Linked DNA regions of Homo sapiens: region 1 is linked to region 2. Evidence: chromatin contacts called from ENCODE Hi-C or POLR2A ChIA-PET data. All regions are on one chromosome and are shown on one strand. Each heading gives the region's core, a stretch centred on a gene start or an enhancer-like site at or near the end of the contact. The rest is flanking DNA. Distances are from core to core; before and after follow the strand shown. Region 1 overlaps KLF12 (KLF transcription factor 12). Region 2 overlaps KLF12 (KLF transcription factor 12).

Region 1 (2,844 bases), core at 299-2,798, 280 kb after region 2:
CACTTTTTTGAAAAAGGAAAGCATTCCATTTCACTTCAGAGGGTTCTTTCCAAAGAATTTTTCCATCCAGGAAAAAAGAAGAAAGGAAAAGAAAAAAGACTGAACAACTATGTCACTGGGTGGGACCCTTGGAGAGGATACTAGAAAAAAGAGAGTTACTGTAAGAGATTACAATCAGAAGTGAATCATATAAGATTATTAGTTTCTTAACTGTAGTTGTGACAGTTTGCATAAATACACTGCAACCACTCTAAGAAGGAATGTTTCATTATAACTAACATAAATGATCATTACTTAGACAAATGTTATGATTTTTTTAACCACAGATACTTTCATTTGATATTACTACTGTGTCCTATAAAGGCAAAGAATATTTTGCATTTTCCTTACTATACCATATAAGACTTAAAATACCAAATTATATATCTTAAATTTTATTTTTTATCTCTTCACTATCATTGATTCTCCTATAAATTATTGACTTTAATATTCATTGTTTTCTTAGGAAAGAACTACTGAAAAACAGGAAAAAAATCAAGAAATTAACATATATATTGGTTTTTAAACCACAGCATTATGAAATCTAAATGGTATATAATGCAACTGGATGTATATTTATCTTCCGAGAATCCTCTCCAACCAGTCCTCCTCTATGCCAGAGAAATGCCACTTAGTCTACATGCTTGGGTAAGGATGTCCCCTCCCCTCCACATCAGCAGTGGTCATATGACCCAAGCCTAACAGCTGTGAGGATTTGCCCCTTAGTCACCTTGATTGATTTAGGAAATAGGTGACCAGGCCAAGTGTTAAATTATCAGAAAAGTGCTTGCTTTAAAAAGCCAGGCCAGGCGCGGTGGCTCACCCCTATAATCCCAGCATTTTGGGAGGCCGAGGCAGGCAGATCACGAGGTCAGGAGATGGAGAGCATCCTGGCTAACACGGCGAAACCCCGTCTCTACTAAAAATACAAAAAAAAAAAATTAGCCAGGCGTGGTGGCGGGGGCTTGTAGTCCCAGCTACTCGGGAGGCTGAGGTAGGAGAATGGAGTGAACCCGGGAGGCAGAGCTTGCAGTGAGCCGAGATCCAGCCACTGCATTCCAGCCTGGGCGACATAATGAGACTCCATCTCAAATAAAAAAAAAAAAAAACTTTATGATGGAAATTTGAGGCAACCAGCAGCTGTATTGCTGCCACATTTTGATAGCCTAAGATAAAGCAAACAGAGGCAAAAATAAATAAAGTAACCAAGAAGTGAATAGAGAGAGTACTAAGGATACTAGTCAAATTGCCACATGCAGCAGTTCTTAAACACGGCTTCACCTCTTACGTGTCCCATTCCATAAACGCTTTTTTGATTAAACAAGTTTCAGTTAGTGTATCATTTAAGATTAGGTTTGGCTGCAAGTGTCAGCAAACTTAAAAGGACAGTGGCTTAGACATTACTGAAGTTTCTATTTCTCGCATTCCAAGTGCAAAGTCAGGCAGTCAAGGGTATGGAAGCTGTGCTTCCCCAAGCCTCACAGAACTCATGTACATTCCAGCTCATAGCTCCACCATGCCCAGGGTGGGACACACCCAAATGGTTCAATATAGCACTGAGACAGACGTCCAGCTGTCACACCCACATTCCAGGCAACAGAACTGAAGAAAGAAGGACAATGTGGAGTAAAAGGAATGTACTGGGGGACTTTACAGGTGGAGCAGCTTTACAAGCTGCTCACTATACATCAGCTTACATCTCACTGGCTAGAACTTGCTGGCCACATGTAGAGGCTGGAATACGTCATCTTTATTCTAAGCAGCCACACACACAATGAAAATTCTATTGTCACGGAAGAAGAAAGGAAGGAATAGACTGGGCGACACTCAGCCTCTCTCACAGCTGGGTTTCTGTAACTTCCAATAAGACAACTATCACAAATCATATGCTACATAATTGCTGTTCTCTCAAGGACTGTTTTTTTTTTCCCAAAATGAGAACTTTTAGGCATTAAATCACTGTAGTATTTATGTTTTGGGAATCCCATACAGCAATGACACATACTTAGAGAACAGAATATTAACACCTAATTTCACATTTTAGACCATTGAGAGTAGAGCTTTATCATGTGGCCCAAAGTTGCTAACATAAGAATGTGAATTTAATAAGGAATTAAATTCTGGAATAGATAAGGAAATAAGTCAAGAAACCCAACAAAGCCCTGGTAAAACATAAATAACTGACAGAAAGGGAAACTTAAATGGCCAACTAGAATATGACTTCTGAGTAAAGAAAACAGACTGATTATGAACCTTGACTTGCACTCTCTCCCCAATTCAAATAAAGTAAGATGGAATAGATTTTTCTTTAGATACAGAATGTGAGATAAGTCAATAAGCACAAGATTTCTGAAAAGGTTAAAAAGTAAGTGGAAGAAATGATTTGGCAGACCCTGGAAAGCCGAATGAGGGAGGCCGGCCAATTGTGAAGAAAAATAACAAGCAACCTGACACAGCCAACAAAACCTCCCAGAATCTGGGACACTCTCAGCTCCCTACGACCAGAAATGGCGGTAAAAGTCTAGCTAAAATGAGGAAGACTGATTGACAGTCCACTTGAGAATTAGTTAGATTTCCACATATCCTCGTGAACACAGCTGGAGGACTGTCCTTCTCAGCCCCAGAAGTCTAGCAGTTTATTGCTAGTGCAGAGTCAAACAAAGGGCCTCCACTGAGAGACTCCATAGACATCTTGTACAAGAGAAAATCATACCAAGAACAGAGTGAGGGAACAAAGAGTGATAAGATGTCCAGTTTCTTCTCATTCAAATTGCAAACTGCTGGCAGCCTGGTCTACAATGGTAG
Region 2 (2,940 bases), core at 97-2,596:
TTTTAACATAAGCCCTATTAAAGTTTCCCGTAAGACCTACAAATACTCATATTAGACTGTATACTCACCAAGGAAACTTTTGATTATTCATTCGATTGCCCCGGACCCTTGATACTGGGGACGGATGTACCCTGTAGACAGAGAAGAATAATCCAGTCATTGAAAAAGCATATTCCCAATTGCAAATTTAAAAAAATGGCATGTTTTATAAATAATTTCTTTTAGAATTGCTTAATACAAAATCCCCAGAACTTGAACCCCTCTTAGTAAATGATGCAATTAAATTCCTACGCCTGCAAATCTGTGGTCCTTTTTTCCTTCTTAACCACTCTCAAGACAACAGGTCTGTCATAATGTTCACTCTGAAGACTCCCAGAGGCAGGACTGATGCATTCATTCAGTCCAACAAAAGTGACTGAATACCTAACCCTTGCCAGGTACAAGGGTGGGTAAAAGTTATCTAAGGTATGGTGCCTGAGTTCAGTGAGCCCTCTTTGTACCTGTTCCCATGAGGGTGGGCACAAAGAGGTGTCTAAGTGCCCTCTCCTTCACTCTACCACATTTAAAACTCTAGGAAGCAAACAACGTTATTCAAATGTGCTGTGACAGAATCTGCAGGCACAGGGAAGGAAGGAAGGGTGAACAGGTACTCCTAGGAGGAGTACATTCTGGAAGTGATGTGCTACACTGGACTTTGAAGAAAGTAAAGTCAATTCAAAATTTTAGCCAGATAAAGGAGAAGTGAAGAATATATTGCTTTCCAAGCTTCCAGGATTGGACTTATCCACTGGAAACAGCTTAAAGCTTCCGGGAACTGCTGTTATCTTCTAATCAAAGCCTAGCTAGTAAACCTCCGCCTCTTTGTGGGTCACTAACCGGCAAAACAATACGCCCTACTTCCGGCTGCCAGCTTCCTGTTATGGTCTGTCTTTAGCCAGGATTTGTGAGATCCAAGCAGTCTTAGCTTGTATTACCTTCACCCTTTATGCTTCATACATTGCTCTTATTTACAAGAAAAAAAATGGGGATATAAAACTGGTCTTAAAGTCCAGTTAGAACCAAGGTTTGTAAGAAACCCAGTTCTCTGTAGTTGTTTAATAAGTGAAAATCATTCCAAAACAGATAATGCAGTTCCAGCCCCGCCTAAGGGCCAACTGCAGTCTTTCCCTAAACCCAGAGCCAGACTGCACTTTGCACTCGGAAGGCTTATTTCTTCCAACATCCCTTATTAACATTCTTTTCCTCACAGCGCTTCTCAATGGCTGCTGCAGCTGAGCTGCTCAGCACAGATTTTCTGCTCGGCATGGGGGAGGGGGTGTTAATTATGCAGAAAGATGGAGAGAGGCCAGACAGCCCCTCTGGTGAACTGTCTCATTCAAGCACGGCCCACTTCCTGCTGTTTTGCAGCTACAAGGATCACCTGTTGGTCTCGGCGTCCAGCCAAACTGGGGCCTAGTGGAAATGACAGACTCAGCTAGAAATGAAAGCCAGTTCATAATCCAGTATCCTAAATTGGACAAAGAGGGGGAAAACGCAATAATAGTACATAAAAATTATACGAAAGGCAGCAAGCGTAATTTTTTCCTCTTTTATTCTTTTACTTTTTTACTTTCTGTCTGCTTGAAATACAATCCTTAAAATGGATATTTGAGCCAAAAAAGTTCTCCCCAGTTAAAGCCCCCTGACCTAAGAGGAAGTGCAGGAAATTCTCCTGAACTTTCCCTATACCCTCACTGGGGTATCAGAATCCTAACTATTTAAATAAAGTTTAATCAGCCCCAAATACTCACAGTTCTTTAATTTGTTCTCTATCTTTTACACATTTACTTTTTATATTGTCCCCTCCTTAACCCTAGGAGTACAAAGAAACTATTTCATCATGAAAATTCCACTGGGTGAAGTTTAATGACAGAAGTATTCTCTTATTGATGCTGTTTATTGCATATATTAGTGAAGAAAAAGAGAGTCTGTTTAATCCATAATTACAACATTGTCTAGGTATTTGTATCTTTTAGGAAAATTTCACTGATCCATAGATCAAATACTGCAAATGGAGAATTTCTATAATGGTTTAGCAGTCTCAGGAAAAGAATTCCTTAGGAAAGTCTTTGGAAAAGAAGTCCTGATTGTGTATATGAACAAATAATTACAAGGTTTCCTAAATTAAAAAGGTAAATCAACAAAGCTTTATTTCTGTCCTCAAAGGGAATAAGTACACTGATAACTTGGCACATACTTCATCTGATAAAGTAGACCATAAGCCTTGCACTTCACCAACCCCCTATATATTATTTCTTCAAAAGGATATGGCATGTTTTTTTGAGCTCAGTCTTTAACCTGTGACACTTTTTGCCATCTTCTGCCTTCTTTCCACATATAGAAGCCAGGCAGGTAGCAACGTCAAAACCTCTGTAGGAGAAACCACCACCTAATCTGCATGTCATGCATTATTCATGACCTCCTGATTCTTGCACCTGCATCTAGGCAGGAAGCTTGCAGGGAATGTTCATTATTCTTCCCTTAGCCTCACACAGGCTCGATTACTGCTAAGCCACTTTGTTCTGTAACTAAGGGGTTCAGGCCTTAGTACTAACTGCTGGATGTGGAAAGAAAAAACACCACGCTGAACAAAAGGGCAATCTTGGTTGTTGTGTAACATGTATTGAATGTGCTCTTCTGAGACTGACAGTTTGTCAGGTAGAAATGCTCACATTTGGTGATTTACATTACATAGAAAACAGGGAAGCTATACCATTAGGGCCATGTGTACCAACTGTTCTATTTATATACACTTACTCATCTGGAGCAGAGAGCATGTTTATAATTTTACCCAGTGCAGAGCTTAATTTAGCTTTCTTGCTAAGCATATGAGAACTTTTTAGATGACTTAATACAAAAACGGCTCTTTCTTCTTTGGGTATAAGCACCAAAGAACCTGAC

Evidence for each region. Hi-C counts contacts between places; a loop is a spot of excess contacts on that map. ChIA-PET counts read pairs that join two places held with the same protein, here RNA polymerase II (POLR2A). Pooled maps may share reads with other maps.
Region 1: a map of heart right ventricle shows a loop between it and region 2 (2.5-fold over the local background). The contact joins two enhancer-like sites. A Hi-C loop is called at or near these places in 2 of 168 maps with a recorded cell type or tissue (OCI-LY7 and heart right ventricle) and 7 of 50 pooled maps. POLR2A ChIA-PET finds 5 or more read pairs at or near these places in 2 of 52 experiments (CD8-positive, alpha-beta T cell and T-cell).

What each region holds. Positions count from the first base shown.
Region 1 is chr13:74,046,468-74,049,311 of GRCh38, forward strand. The region is part of intron 1 of KLF12 (KLF transcription factor 12); the gene reads right to left. Among named protein-coding and RNA genes, the nearest start is that of KLF12, 87 kb to the right of the region's middle. Within about 2 kb of position 1,549, at least 3 of the 41 ENCODE cell types and tissues checked have a DNase peak (open chromatin) inside an H3K27ac peak, as active enhancers do.
Region 2 is chr13:73,764,870-73,767,809 of GRCh38, forward strand. KLF12 (KLF transcription factor 12) reads right to left here. Exons shown (of 8, transcript NM_001400136.1): 6 at 69-131. Among named protein-coding and RNA genes, the nearest start is that of LINC00393, 100 kb to the left of the region's middle. RefSeq lists enhancers at 1,122-1,622, 2,616-2,940. Within about 2 kb of position 1,347, at least 33 of the 41 ENCODE cell types and tissues checked have a DNase peak (open chromatin) inside an H3K27ac peak, as active enhancers do.